2 separate regions of the Mus musculus genome follow, and region 1 is linked to region 2. The links are chromatin loops, found by intact Hi-C in ENCODE. Cell type or tissue: left cerebral cortex. All regions are shown on one strand.

What was found. A loop is a pair of places that touch in the nucleus more often than their neighbours do. Peaks named below come from ENCODE experiments on the same cell type or tissue, not always from the same donor. Only the 100,000 strongest peaks of a DNase experiment are listed, where the experiment ranks them.
Region 1: a loop joins it to region 2, with 4 times the contacts of the local background. A loop is called at or near these places in 3 of 42 quality-filtered maps.

Annotation. Positions count from the first base shown.
Region 1 is chr10:53,343,289-53,351,288 of GRCm38, forward strand. Cep85l (centrosomal protein 85-like) reads right to left here. Exons shown (of 13, transcript NM_001204983.2): 3 at 5,184-5,971. Pln (phospholamban) reads left to right here. Exons shown (of 2, transcript NM_023129.5): 2 at 469-2,711. The coding sequence starts at 576. The coding sequence ends at 734. Among named protein-coding and RNA genes, the nearest start is that of Pln, 9.6 kb to the left of the region's middle. In left cerebral cortex, CTCF peaks have their summits at 3,395 (motif pointing right) and 5,139 (motif pointing right); DNase peaks (open chromatin) are centred at 3,409, 5,180, 5,693, 5,803 and 1 more place; H3K27ac peaks cover 216 bases.
Region 2 is chr10:52,413,233-52,421,232 of GRCm38, forward strand. Nus1 (NUS1 dehydrodolichyl diphosphate synthase subunit) reads left to right here and starts at 4,315. Exons shown (of 5, transcript NM_030250.2): 1 at 4,315-4,936. The coding sequence starts at 4,510. In left cerebral cortex, a CTCF peak has its summit at 4,170 (motif pointing right); DNase peaks (open chromatin) are centred at 4,223, 4,572, 5,217, 5,411 and 1 more place; H3K4me3 peaks cover 2,880 bases; H3K27ac peaks cover 1,676 bases.

The DNA of each region.
Region 1 (8,000 bases), 930 kb after region 2:
GAATGATTCTACAAATCTATAAATCATAAAAGAGAATGGCAAGTGGCTAGAATCTGCTTTTTATTTCATATTTTTCACTTAACTATTTTATTTTGGACTAAAACTAGGATCCAAGATATGTTACTATATGCATTTCTTTTTACAAGATTATTTCTGAAACATTAATAGTAAATGTTAAAATCAATTGTGTTTACAGAGAAACAGAGCTTTAAAAAAAGTAACCAAGAAAATAGCCCCAAAGAAGCACCTCATAAATCAAGTACTAGCCGCCAAAGCCGTGGCTCTCCCCGCTCACCCAGGACAGTGAGACGCTCACACATGAGAGACAGAAGAGAGGCCTTGGGGACTGGAGAAGGGGATGGGATTTAAAATACAGCTGAGGAACGAGCTGCTGCAAAGCTGTGCATATCTACCCAGAGAACGGGTTTAGGTATGAACCTAATCTGTTGACTATTTTTTACATCCCAGGTCTCCTAAAAGAAGACAGCTCACATTTGGCTGCCTGTTGTCAACTTTTTATCTTTCTCTTGACCACTTAGAAAAACTTGTCTCCCTACTTTTGCCTTCCTGGCATAATGGAAAAAGTGCAATACCTCACTCGCTCGGCTATCAGGAGAGCCTCCACTATTGAAATGCCTCAGCAAGCACGTCAGAATCTCCAGAACCTATTTATCAATTTCTGCCTCATCTTGATATGTCTGCTGCTGATCTGCATCATTGTGATGCTTCTGTGAAGAGCTGCCGCCACTCCAGACCTGCAACATGCCAACTCAGCTTAAAGCCGAGCACTCCGTCATGGGGGAAGCAACGCACCGCTGCCTTCCGGCTGAGAACAGCTTTGTGAGGGTCACGATTAAGAGTGAAACTAATTGTTAGCCAGTGTATTCATCTGCTGGATCTTGTAAACAAACTTTACAGTGGCTAAGTGTGCATAATGTAGCTGCCAATTTCCTCAACATGGCTCATAAATTTCTTTCCTAAATATTTCTGACAATGAAGTATGAGTTTTAATTTTGAAACACCACTACCAAAAAAGTTCACTTTCTATATCCAACTCTAGCAAGGTCACTTTATAGCTCCAGTCTGGGGAATAAATGGAATATATACTGCATTGCCACTACCTTTTTTATAGGAACTAAGTGTTCTTCAGTTCTCCACAAAGTAGAAAATAGTCATTTAAATGAAGTGTTCTTATTGAAAATAGCTCACTGGGTCCTCACATAGATGACACAATGATGACGATGATGATGATGACGACGATGATGATGATGACGACGATTCAAATCTCTTGGTCACTACTGTCAGAACAAATACCTTGAAAAAATGTTGTGCCCTTTTTCTACACACTAGTATTTTTAAGCTTATGAGAGTTAAAGGGGGAAATGTAAGAACATATTCTCATATAAAATTATTCACTAATTTTGCTCAAGGGCTGTGTACATGTACATGTACATTAACCACAAATCTGCTCTCTCTAGGGTTTGATCAACAAGCAGGAACATCTTGCTGTGTTGGCTGTGATAATCACTAAAGATCCAGAGTCTCACCTGAAGCTTGTCGCTCTCATGTATCTCCTTGGTTTAATAGCGTTTCTCAAATAATGAAGATAACAGTAATAACCAAGCTGTAGTAAGACACAGCTCTTTCTTTTCCTGATCTCCCAGAGAGGAAGTGGTTGTCCCCTAACTTTAGAAGTAGAACTAGAGAGCTAGTGTATAATTCTTACTGACCATGGTTTCAATTTCCCTTTCTAAGTTTCTACTATCTCTCAATAACTACTAAAATAGAAGCAAAAAATAGATTGGAAAATATATTCACCAAAATTTAGTGACTTAAACTGGATCAAGTACAAAACAGTTTATGCCTAACTTTGCAAACCCACAATTTTTAAGTCCAGTTCAAAACATGCTACTAACATAGCAATTATTAAGGAAGAGAATTGTAATTAGATATATTTTCCATAACCATTACTACAAAGACATAAAACATCAGTATTCACTTTGGTCTTTAGCAGAGCAGCTGAAGGCTGCTGATTTAAACTGTTTGAACCCCTGGTAGAAAGGAAGCTGTTCGGGTTCAGAAATTATCTAAAGAGTAGCCCCTAAAGGAGTCCAATGGTAACAGGGGGTCTCTTCATAAAGGCTGGAGGGGCCCATCACAGAAACTATAAAACATGGATGACATCATCTCTAACTCAGTGGTATTTAACGTTCCCTTTCTGACGCTGTGGCCCTTTTATATAGTTCCTCATGTTGTGGTGATACCCAACAATAAAATCATTTTTGTTGCTATTTCATAACTGTAATTTCGCCTCCTTACCTCCACTATGAATTGTAAATATTTTGGAAACAGGTTTGCATGAGGGGTTGCAACCCACAGGTTGAGAACCACTGGTAAGAGGTCTGTAAAAAATACATAAGTTGTGTAGTTGGCCATGCTGAGAGAAACGTGACGCTGAAGCTGAAAAGCACCAGGCATTTGTTATATTGCTCACTACCACATCAACTTCAAGGTATAAACTGTCAGCTCATAAGGCTCTTCTCATTAAACATTTAATGCTGCCTTTTACATTTTTAGTAGTTTATTTGTAGTTTATCTGTAACTGTTTATCTGTAAAATGAAATTGGAATGACCTATATTCAAATGGAGTTTTGATTTTGGTGAAATTACTATACAATTATATTCTATTGACTATAAAATGTTGTCTTGTTACAAAGAGTTTTGTGTTATAAAGGGCAGAGTGGGGGAACTTTTACCAAACAAAGTAAAAATCAAGATTTCCAGAGAAAAACACAAAAGAGGATAGGCCTACACATAATAATATTTTTTAGCCTCCAATTATTTTGAGTCTTCTGGCAAAGTAGGAGTGCAATCAGTAACATAAGAAGGCTTGGTTACACACTAATACCAGATTTTTAATGTCTTGAAAGGACATGATAAATTATATAGACATGGAAATAGAGATAGACAAATCAATCCGTAAAGCATGTATCCACTAGCAGATGCTTTAAGCTACCCACTATGTCACAAACTGTGACTGCATGTGTCATAGTCACCTCCTCAGTATACAGATTGTCTCAGCTAAAGAGTTAAAGATAAAACAGCATGAAAAATAATGAAACTAAGAAAATTTTCTTTTTAAAAAAACATAAGAAAATCCGAGTTACAAGCCAGACTTTTTCATTCACAATTCATTTCGAAGAAGTCTTTTATGTTATTTAATCAAAATCTTCATTTAAATAACAGAAAGTCTCTGCTAACATGAGTTAGCAATCCCTTAACTGATCAAACCACTTTATGATTTATATACATACAAAATTTCATCTCCATTTTTAACAACTACAGTCCAGGGAACATGAGACAATGCAAAGTTAGCAATAGAGTTCCCTACTTAACCACCAGGGGGCAGACCCACTGTGGGCTTACGAGAAGCTAATGGTTATTTTATGTGTTGAGGAGGTCTACATTCTCACACCCCTCCTTGAAAACAAGGAGTACAGAAGAGCACATTTCAATGAAACAGTCCCTCCTGAACAAGGCCGAGACTATCACAACCCTACAGAGACAATTTGGGGTACTATGGGTGAGGTATCAAAACGCAAAGAAAAGAGCCAAGACTGTGGTGAACTATAACGTGAACCAAACAAAGGCAAATCGTTTTTCTTCAACCACAAAGGAAAAATGGTTCAGAATATTACACAGGATGGTGCACAGTGGTTCTCAACCTCCCTGATGCTGTGACCCTGTAATAGTCTCTTGTGTTGTGGTGACCCCCAACCATATAATTTTGCTCCTTTTATGAATCATAATGTGTCTGTTTTCCAATAGTCTTAGGTGACTCCATCAGCCGTTCCACCGCTCAGAGTGGTTGGGCCCCTCGGGCTGAGAATCACTGCTCTAAGTCATAGGGGAGCTTCCCATTAGCTGTCTTCTCCCTCCCTCTACTGTGTTCTACAAAGATTCACACCTGAGTGGTTGCTCCTTAGTGCATATCTTACAAAGAAATTTCCCTATTAGCATGTTATTCCACAGACCTTATAGGGATTAATACACCATGTTTCTCTGTATGTGGTTATTATCATAAAGTAGTTCCTTTAAACTAATTCAATAAATCTTGGTGTTCCATTCATTTCTTGAAAACTGCAGCTGATTTATATGCTCATATACAAAGAAAGCATTATCAAAATAGTACAAGGAACTGGGTTCCACCTTCTCATTTTATAGAAGGCCCAAAGAAATTAAGTGCCAGGTCAAAAGACACCTGAGTTCTCACCAGACTAAATTCCCAAAGAGTCTACTAAAAGTCATAGAAATGAGTACAGTCCCATGTTTACTAACATTCATAGCAACTAGAAATAAAACCAGCCTAGAGATCCATCCACCTGTAAGCATGTAAGAAAATGTGGTACATATACACGATGCAACTTTATTTGGCCATAAAGGAAAATTAAATTGTGACTTCTGCAGAAAACCAAATGGGACTTGAAATCACTACATTAATCAAAGCATGCCAGACCCGGGAAGGCAAATGCGTCATGTTTTCTCTCATATTGTTAATCTAGATTTGAAATCTTGTTCATGTGAATTCTTGTTCTACTTGTGAAACTAGAAAGAGCTAAGCTAGAGAAGAATAAAGAGGGAGGCAGAGTATAGAGAGGGTGTGTAAGGAGGGGGACAGAGCAAAGGGCTCTTGTGGGAAAGGGAGGGGCAGTAGGGTGGAACCAGGCTGAGGGCAAGCAGAGGACCAAGAAGACGACTGTATGAAAATCCTATAATGAAATAAACACTTTGAATGCAGATTAAAAAATAAATGAAAAACTAACTTATGAAGAAAAAGAAAAAAAATATCCAAGCTCTAAATGTGACATGATCAGAACAAAGTCCACGGCCTGTTTGTTCCAATCAGTTTCCTTCCTATGATACCGTGACAGCTTCTGTCTGTTTTCCGTTTCTTTCAACTGAATGTGTTTAATTTCTATGCCTACTTAACAAGAGAGAAAGTAAAGGCCAAGTTAAGTACAATGTTTAAGGCTATCAAATTAATTAATCTCAAAAGATTTGTAAGTTTTTCTAAACACAGTGTGTCAATTTTATAGCACTTAACGGTTTTTTTAACTTGTGTACTTGCTGCAATACATAAAACATCCACTGGAGGGAAGCAAACACTAGGTTTTCAGCCTTACCTGCATTGGCGTCTCACTTCCTTGCTGAAACTCTTCAGTTTGTGGCTGTTGCCAAGGAGCTAAACTGTAAGAATCGTCTGTGGTTCTGCCTTCCAATGGGTTTGTCCGTAACTGCTCTGTCAGCCACATCTGAGTCCTCACAGAAGGTTGAATGGGAACTCCACCTACTGCCTGCTGGCCCAGCATTAAATACTTTGGAGACTCAAAAGTCTCTGAGCCTGTCACAATGGGCTTGCTCTCAGGTAAGGCACTGTATGTCATGTCTAAAGTCTGTCTCCTGAGAGCAGAGGAAGAGACTCTGACATCTTCTTTGTTGCAGCTCTCAAATTTATATTTGCAGTCCAGAGTTGATGACCGCTTTTTATTTATTTCCTTGTCTTCCAGCTTAAGCAGCTCCATACTGTCATGTAAGCAACTTGGCCCAAAGGTCCGTAAGTGGGACATAAAAGGCTTGCCCTTCCCTGTCATCTCCAAGCTATTCCTCAGCTCTTGCGGGTATGCAATGCCACTGTGGTTGCGGGTATCTGGGGCAGTAAGTTTGGACAAAGATGACCATTTCCTCAGGGGCCTGAAGTCCTTCATGTCTAGGGAGGAGTCCCGCTCCCCTCTGCTGTGGTCTCCCAATGTCTGCATGAGGCTAGTACTCCATTTAGAGCCATCTGGTGTTAGAGATTCCCTATGTTTGGAAACGGAAGCACTGGAGTTAGATGGCATCACATGGGCAGTGGGAAGAGTGACCAATGATCGACTAGGCTTGAAAGATAACGTGCCACTTGAAGTTGAATGATCTGCAATGAGAAAGGATTGCCAAGTCAGTTTCAATCAGCAGGTTTAAAATAAGATAAAATGCAAAATGCTAAAGTAAACATCCGAGTGTGGCTTCTCAGTGTATTTCTGATGTGATTCCTCAAAATGAGGAAATTGCTAGTACTATTATGCCTTGAAAGTTATCAGAAACAAGGCAGCATAGTTTCAAACATTATCCCTGCCCCTGTTTCTCTCTCTGTTCCCTATCTGTTCCCACCAGAGTCATCTTCTACTGCCCTGCCTATGTCTATTCTTGATGGGCAAGTGAGGTCCATTAGGGTTGCTGCTGTAAGGTTCTGGGAGAGGGATATTTACAGAGCACACACACTCCTCAACACTGCTACCACACTGAAGAAAATGCCTTTCCCTCCCCTAACTGGACAGTGATCTGAGCTCAGGGAACAGTGGTGTCTAATAAGCCCAAATCCCCTAGCTACCTTTAGCTGCCTAGAGGGCTGGGCAGGGATGTTCACTGCCCTTCTTCCTTTTCCTAGTCCCACCCATGACAGAATCCTGCAGGTACAATCTTGCGCAGATCTTGTGCTAGGAACCACAACAGCTATGAGATCAAGAGGGCAATGGTGATGTCAGATTCTGAAGACTGTTCTGACCCATTCCATTCCTTCTCTGGCTCTTACATCCTTTCCACCCATCTTCTACAATATTCCCTGAGCCTTGAAGTGGGTGATAGAGAATTTCTGTTATAGCCGAGCATTTAGTAGTCCCTTATTCTCAGCACTCTGACCAGTTCTAAGTCTCTGCAGTTATTGCTACCTACTGTAAAAACAGGGGCTTCTCTGACCAAAGCTGACAGTAGCACTTAACCTATGGATACAAACACAGTTTTTTGGAAAACAAATTGATGGACACATCATGTCTACTGAGCAGAAAAATAGCAGCAACTTCCCCTCTAGGGCCCATGACCTCCCCAGCCAAAGAATTTTGACCAAGATGGTAGTAATAGGTGTGGATTCCTTCCAGTGGGCAGGGCTACAAACTGACCAGAGAGCACATGCTCCCTTATTACTGACATGCCACTACTGCACCAGGAGGCACATTTTGCCTTGCCTGTCAGTCCTGTAACACTTGGGTCTGCAGCCTGCCTAACACTAGAGCTGAAGAGTGGGAAGGAGGCTTCCATCCCAGTTCCAGCTTGATTTCTTGGCATCCTGAGACCAATATATATGAAGTCTCTAGCAACACAGCTCCATCAGTGCTGAGGAGTTACCAATAGTAAATGACTGTATCCTACCAGGGGCCTAAGTGGCCTCCTAGACCACCTGAGTCCAACCCTGATACTGAGATTTTTGTAGACTATCCAATGGCTTCCAGAGTCATCGTTATCTGTTCTCATTATCTTTTATGCTTTTTCATGTCTGAAACCTAGTGGATGACCCTGCTCCCCATCCCCTCAGCCAAGGAAAACCTGGCTTTCACATTACTTTCCACGAGGTCTTAATTTCTCTTCAGGGAGCCATATTTCTACAAAGCGTTTTTATGACTCTCAAAAGACTGAAATATCTGCAGAACACTGTTAGAGACGTGTGAATACCACACCAGGTGACGGTCTACTTTCCATGATATTGAAGACACTGAAACCTAATCACCAGGCTTAGCTGCCCCTTGGGGACTAGCAATGTCTGCATTCGGTAGCTTGGTATTTCTCAATTGCATAAAAGATCAACAATTGGTGATAAAAGTCACTTCATCAGATTAAATTTTAATGTCTCTTCTCTGTTTGAGAAAGTGCCTCGTGTAACCCAGGAAGCACTAAACTAGCTATGTCATCAAGAATGACCCTGAACTTCTCATCTCCTGCTCCCCTCTCAGCATAGCAGGTGTACAGCACTCTATGTTTCATAACATGCTTAGGGAAAGCCAGGGCTGCTTCCTTGCCACTACCCTTGAATTCACTAAAGGCGGAATGCAATCAACAGATTGTGTCTGTAGAATAGGATCTCGAAGACAGGAGCTACTCCTAGAAGTTCCTTACTAGGAAGTCTCAAGCCT
Region 2 (8,000 bases):
AATAAGGGGCTAGGTGGGCTTAATCAGGTTTGTTGAGTCAGAGCCTGGCTTTGTATTCATTATTGTTTAAACTGTTTTAAAATTATTTTCAACATTTTATTCATCATCATCATCATCATCGTGCATGGGTGGCTTGCCTGCATGCGTGTCTATGTACCACACTTACACAGTACCCACAGAGGTCAGAATATGATCTCAGATCCCCTGGGGATGGAGTTAGAGAAGGTTGTGAGCTGCTATGTGGGTGGTGGGAATAGAACCTGGGTCCTCTGGAAGAGCAGCCAGTGCGCTTAACTAACAAACCATCCATCTTTCATCTCTCTAGTCCTTTTGTTCACTCTTCTTAATTATCTATAAACTGATATTTTTTTATCAAAGCAAAATGGTTTCATCTGGCATACACATATTATTTGTTCAATGTGATAATTAAGTTAAATAATGCATTTTTTAAATAATGCATTTTATAAGTGAAAAGTAAAGAAAAATTAAATCTGTGATATTTGGAACTTCAAATCTATCTGAGGCTGCATAACTCTACATTAGTGTTTGTTTCTGGTCAAATTTAGAATATATTAGGTTAAATCAAGACTTTTATTTCTGAAATCCAAATTCCCTTAAAAGGTGACATTGCTGCCTTTGGGGGTGGGGGTGGGGGTGGGCAATAACAAAATAAGAGGATGCAGCATGAGGCATCACTGTGACTTTTCTTTTTCTTTTTTTCTTTTCTTTCTCTTTTTCTTTTCTTTTTCTTTCTTTTTTTCTTTTTTAGGCCCAGGGACAATGACATTTTACATATTCCACAATTGTTTCTTGCAAATATGAGTTGTTTTTATTTTATTTTATTTTATTAGATATTTTCCTTATTTACATTTCAAATGCTATCCTGAAAGTTCCCTATACCTTCCCCCTGCCCTGCTCCTCTACTCACCCACTCCCACTTCTTGGCCCTGGAGTTCCCCTGTACTGGAGCATATAAAGTTTGCAAGACCAAGGAGCCTCTCTTCCCAATGATGGCCGACTAGGCTATCTTCTGCTACATATGCAGCTAGAGACACAAGCTCTGGGGGTACTGGTTAGTTCATATTGTTGTTCCACCTATGGGGTTGCAGACCCCTTTAGCTCCTTGGGAACTTTCTCTAGCTCCTCCATTGGGGGCCCTGTGTTCCGTTCTATATATGACTGTGAGCATCCACTTCTGCACTGGCATAGCCTCACAAGAGACAGCTATATCAGGGTCTCTTCAGCAAAATCTTGCTAACATATGCAATAGTGTCTGGGTTTGGTGGCTGATTATGGGATGGATCCATGGGTGGGGTAGTCTCTGGATAGTCCATCCTTTTGTCTTAGCTCCAAACTTTGTGTCTGTAACTCCTTTCATGGGTAATTTGTTCCCTATTCTTCGGAGGAATGGTAGTTCAGAATAGCAGCTGAGCGTGAGAGACATTCTCCGAGGGCAGAGACGGGCCAGAGTTTGGGAAACACTGCCAGATGAAGATTCACAGTGTTTTGCCGTGCTGTGCCACTGTATCTTGGATGCGCTTTTACTATTGCCCCAATCTAATGAGGCAAAACTGTACCCACACATCTAATTAGACAAGGTGCACTTATTATAGGTAGGCAGAAGGAGACAACAGAAGTCTAGGACTCCAAAAAATCTGTCCAGAGAGAATGGAATTTTCTCTTTTCTTTTCTTTTCTTTTCTTTTCTTTTCTTTTCTTTTCTTTTCTTTTCCTTTCTTTTCTTTTCTTTTCTTTCTTTTTAAAAAATATCTTATTTTAATTAATTTTTTCTTTTCTTTTTAAAAAAAACATGTATTTATTTATTATATATAAGCATACTGTAGCTGTTTTCAGACACACCAGAAGAGGACATCTGATCTCATTATAGATGGTTGTGAGCTACCATGTGATTGTGGGGTTTGAACTCAGGACCTTTAGAAGAACAGTCAGTGCTCTTAACCACTGAGCCATCTCTCCAGCTCTCGAATCTCTTTTTCAAATATCTCATTTCCACTGTAGATGAGGCACCACAGAAAGTGGCCTGTGCAGAACTTTATAATCTGGACTGCTTGCTAGGTGCTGAAGAACATCATTTCTACCGGAGTATTAGAATAAAGACCCAGTTGTTGAGGCTAGTACTTCAGTGTCCTAAGATGTTACATTCTAAACACATTTACAGTTATTTCTGAGAACTCTAGGGAAGCAGGAGAACTATGTCAGTCCAAAGTGACACAGAGAACTGTCCTGCATAAGACAATTCTGTCCCTAGTCTACTGAGAGCCACAAAAGCAGCATAGTGGTCCTCCACTGCTCTATCCCATTAGGAAGCTGAACATCCTTAGTATAAGAGAATCGCCTACCTGCTTCAGCTATTTTAGAAGGAAATCGGCTGCCTAGAGGTAAAGGATCCATGAGACTAATGGCTTTAATCTTGCCAGAGTAGGGAGCATGAGAGCAAAGAGCTAAGCACATCAAAGAAACATGATAGGGTGGCAGCTGGGATGGTCAGGTTTGGTGCCTCTGGGACAGTCAGCTAGGTCTCAGTGAGTGTCTAGCAGCTTCCCTAGGACATCATCTGGGCTGTAGAACATTAAGCTGCAGCCAGTGCAGAAGACTGCATTTTGCTGTTGTTCATGGTCTTCCCCCTCTTCCACTACTTTATCTACTCTCAGAAGAGCTATGGCTATCAGACCAAGAGGGAGAGAAGTGTGTAGGGCGTGCCTCAGCCTTAGCTGACACTTGTAAATGTCTCTTTTATTTCCTCAGAGGAAGGGATGAGATGAGAGCTGTACCCAGGTTATATGGATACATGGCTTGGAATGAACCCAGAGTGTTTCCTTCTCTGTTCTAAATATCCCTAGATCTATGCCTGGAACCTTCTAGCCTCCATACAATCTAATCTTCTGAGCTGACTGATTCAATCTGGCTTCTTACTGAATTGCTCTGACTGGCTTCATACTAACTTTGGCAATATGTTCTAATATGTTCTGACTCTCATTCTCTGACTCATTCTGTCTTCACTTGTATCTAGTTTGTTCCCTCTGTAACCTATCTCAGTAAAACTGTTTTTGTAAAACTGCCATACACATATACTACCCACCTCCCCACTCCACCTCTCTCTCTCTCTCTCTCTCTCTCTCTCTCTCTCTCTCTCTCCTCCCTCCCATAACTAGCATCTGTTTCCTGTCTGTTTTTCTGTGAGTTGGACGTATCCTATCTCTCACTCAATTTTTTTCCTGATTCATAACTTTGCCCTTCAATTAAACATCAATTTCAAACATGGATGCTTCCTTCAACAAACTAGCCTTATCTTCATTGTCAGGGATTACAGGTATGTGCTAAGGGAGTGTGTGTATTCCAGCCAGATCATACTGTAATCCAGTGTGGATCATGGCCAGATCATATCTTTGGCTACGGTTATTGAGAGGAGCCATGTTGCCCAATTAAAATTCCTCCACAGGCATTTCCTGCCAAAGGCAACAAAACTTGCAGATGGACATGAGACTCACGTTTTAAACTAAAGCAAAGCAATTCTTACAGAAATGAGACCAATTAAAACAGGTGACAATGGCCAAAACATTAAGGCCTGTAGACATTTCCTAATGGGAAAAGGGGCTATACAGTAAAAAATATGTCTGTATTACACAGATCCAACTGTATCTGGGCACTGATTCTCTTCTCAGAGTGGCCACATTGAATCAGTTTCGCTTTTCTGTATTTACCTTCTATTGTGTCATTGGTCTATGAAGGACAGGTGGCAGAGCTTGATTTGTTAGGGACCCTAACAGTGTCAGACCCTAACAGTCTGTTTCCAGGTCCTATGCTGTAGGACTTCATTCCCATTCTGGGACGTTCTATTCTCGTCGGAAGATTGGACAAAGAACTGTGATGAGACCTCTCCAAGAACACTTGAGCCTTTGGGGACAAGAACACTTCTGTTTGGGGACCGTGGTCGATTTCCAGCATCTACACTTGCTGATGCGGTGGTGGATTCTCTCTGTGTAACTTCCAGTTCATTTAGATTGCTTTTAACTCCTTGGGAATCGTTTCTGTCATGGCCGTGAGGGGGAGATAGGCAACAAATCTCAAGCTGCAGATCCTCCCCTCAGTCTGAGGAACAGCCCAATCATTCCATAGGAGAAAGGCTAGAGGCGTTGGCGCGTCGCCCTCCTCATCCCCAGGGGGCGCCAGCGGCCCGGAGCCAGCCTCATTCTCAAGCGCACGCTCTCTTTAGCAGTGCGGTGGCGGCTCCAGCCACGACTCCCGGTCGCGTCGGAGTTCCCCGGCAGCCAATCAGAACTCTCCATGTACTAACGGGGGCGGGGCTGCGGAGGGCGGAGGAAGATGGCGGCGGGGGCTAGGTGAGGTGTTGGCAGTGGCGAGGGGCTCGGGCGCGGGGGGTGGGGGGACGCGGAGCGATGGCCCGCGCCGGCCGCTGGGGCGGATAAGACCCTGTCGCGCCGCGGGTGTGGGCCGGAGGGAGGTGACGGTGCCCGAGCGCCACAGGAGTATGACGGGGCTGTACGAGCTGGTGTGGCGGGTGCTGCACGCGCTGCTCTGCCTGCACCTCACGCTCACCTCCTGGCTCCGCGTTCGCTTCGGCACCTGGAACTGGATCTGGCGGCGCTGCTGTCGCGCCGCCTCCGCCGCGGTCCTAGCGCCGCTCGGCTTCACGCTCCGCAAGCCCCGGGCCGTCGGCAGGAACCGGCGTCATCACCGGCACCCGCACGGGGGACCGGGACCGGGACCGGGACCGGCCGCCACCCATCCTCGGCTGCGCTGGCGCGCGGACGTCCGGTCCCTGCAGAAGCTGCCGGTGCACATGGGCCTGTTGGTCACGGAGGAAGTGCAGGAGCCCAGCTTCTCAGACATCGCCAGCCTCGTGGTGTGGTGTATGGCCGTGGGGATCTCCTACATTAGCGTCTACGACCACCAAGGTGAGGCCGGGTGGGAGGTGGGGTGACCGAGGCACTTCCGAGTCTGAGGACTACGTTTCTAGCTAGTTTGTTCCCGGTCGTCCTGCGAGGCCGCCGCCCTCTCCAGGCCCTGCGAGTTTCGGTAGCCCTTGGCCCTTACACTGTGCTGGTGCTTTCGAGGAAGGGAGATCAGTCTTATTGAACGTTGACGTTGACAAAGTCTTTAGATTTGGTTAGTGTTTGTAACATGTAAAAGATATTTAATGTAGTCCGTTAAGGGAGGTGGTTTTCTCTGGCTTTGTTTCACGAAAGAGGGAGCTGACGTTCAGAACATTAACTGATTTGCCCAAGGTCATAAAAGTAACGGGGAGTTAACCAGTCTGTGCGCTCTTCAAAGTGTCTCTTCAAGGGGGTTCAATGAACTCATCTTAAGGGCGACCAAGCAGTGGCGGCTTTATACGTGAGCTGCATTGTAGGATTTCCAAATGAGCTCTCTTGGAGTTAGGTGGCATTTGAATGGGGTTTCTGAAAAGTGTGTGAGAGTTTTGATAGGCCTGGAAAAAGGCCTGAAATCACGTGTTGCCATTTCACCTTAGAGGCCAGTACAGTACTAGATACACTTGTGTTCCTTCAAGTAATCAAGGCAGTGGATTTCACCACGGGTTTGTTAAGGACAGAACTCAACACTTACTGCATGACAAGCCTAAAGCGTTAGTTATAATGGCAAATATATTTCTTGGAATTTTGCCTTCGTCTCAGGCTGGAGGGGAGAAAGGGACACACTCACAGAGGTGATGGATGACATTTGGGGAGTGTTTCTACTAGAAAGGAGATTCTGAAAGGAGGAACTTGAGAGTTGGGGTAGAGGAGATGAAATGTTAGTAGGGGATTGAAGACCAGGAGCGAGATAAAGAGGAGGCTCTAAATGTCAGCCTTGCATTTCCGTCAAGTCTAAGTGCCTTGGTGTTTCCTTAAAGCTAGAGATGGGCTGAGTAGGGTGAGTCAGGAGGATTGGTATGCAGGAAAGAAAAATGACGGCTTTCTTCTCCGGTAAACTGCCTGCATGCTCCGGAGAAGCAATTTTGAGTTTTGCCTTTAAATCTTTGTCAGCTATGTATTTGAGTTTGGGGTTTGGTTGGGGTAATAGTAACCTCTGACTACTTTATTCTCTTTTACAGCTAGCAAGGAGGATGACTCCCCAGGAGTCTGTCATCTGAAGTGATAATTTGCCCTATAGGGTAAAGTGCAATATATTCAGAGACTGACAATACAGAGTTTCCCGAAGGACTCATGAAACCAGTAGAAGTCTAGGAGGCGACATGGCCCTTGCCTGACCCAGTGCAGTCAGTAGTGTGGGATATAATAAGACAATAAAAAAGGAAATCAAAGGCATTAAGTAACGTGGATTGACGTACATCCAGTAGGAAGGAAAGCTAGAGCTGAGTTGTTTGACAAGACTGCTTCCAAGCAGGAGTTCACAATACATCCACACTTCCTTGTTCCTGCAGTTCCTGTTACTCAATTTCTGGTGTGATTCAAGTCCTGTGTCATATGCTCTTTGAGGGAAAATTATTAGCAAGGAAAAGAAGCCAACTTAAGCCAAGTTTTGACCTAGAACTAAATGGGGATTTAAGGGGCATTTTTTTTTTTTAACTGAATAGACTTCAAGGATTCTGTGTGCTTCTGTAGAAGCACTTTGTTTTAAAGGCCATAATTTCATAGTTTGAATAAGAGATCTTTACATATCCTGGCTTTTGACTGGTTCTTTCTTTCAGCAAGCCCAAGTTGGGTGTATATGAAATAGCATAGCTTTCTAAGCATGAGAAAGCATGCAGGAGTCAATGAGAACAGAACATAACGAATACATCTAATATAAGTGTGCTGGACAATTTATAGTTTTAGACACACAATGGGGAAAAGATAGGGGAGGGGAGAGGAGGTGATAGCCGGAAGGGAAAGCTCAGGTTTGAAAGTACAGAGAGACCTTGGAATAGGTAAAGGTGTTTAAACGTTCTTCTGTTTCCTCTAGTATGCCTCTATTTAAGATTGTTTTGCTATAGATATTTAGAAAAGTTTTTGTGTATTGACATGTACATAAACGAGAAAACTTTCAAGGAGGGATAGCTACTATATATCAATGCAGACCCATATGTAAGTCGTGACAAATGAGTACGAAAGACCAGGGAGAGAAACGGGGAAATCCCCTTGAAGTGCTGTTGTCCCCCGGTGGCTCTAGGAAGAAGGGAAAGTGACCTTTGCATTGGAACTCCCAAAGGTACATAGGATTAGGAGCTCAAACACTCCCTTGTCCCTCCCTATATGTGAATTGGAAATGCCACCTCTTTGGTGGCTTTCCCATTAGATTTTCCTTAACGTGTTGAATTGGTCATTGGGAACAGTGAGTATAACAGGTAGGCTTCTGTAGCAGAATGTTGGAAAACAATGTAAGATGAATGCCCAGGCAGCTGTTTTGCTCATATGTTGTAGAAATCTATCCCAAAGTTCAGTGTTTTAAAATAATTACGTGTTGACTCAGTACAATTGGGCAATTTTCCTTGCAGTCACTTACATACATAGATTGCAGTCAGTCAATTGGCAGAGACATAAAGGTTGCCATGTGTCATCCATTTTATGCCTGATTCATAGTGGCTGGAGTGGAAGAGATGGTCACCTGTCTTCATAAGGCTACTATAGGCTTTTTTATATAATAGAGACTTCAAAATGATCCACTTGCCTTCAGATCAAAAGTTCTGAGAATCAGACCAAATCTGCAAGGCCTTAGGACCTAGTTTAAGCAAGCAGTCACACTGTCTGTCTGGAATGAAGGCAGTAGATTTTACTTCTCAGGGGGAAAATGGCTTATGCCTCAAGGTAGAGCTGAAGGGTGTTGATAGCAGCCACTGTGGAGACAAGCCTATGATTTAATTTCCCCCTAGCCTACATCTCATCAACCTCACATCTGTATTTAAATACCATTCATTCTGATTATGATGGGCTATAGGTTGCTTTTAATTCTTAGACTAAAATACCCATTGACATTTACTTTCATTTGTCTCTTCCTGTGAACCAATGACCAAGTTTGTTT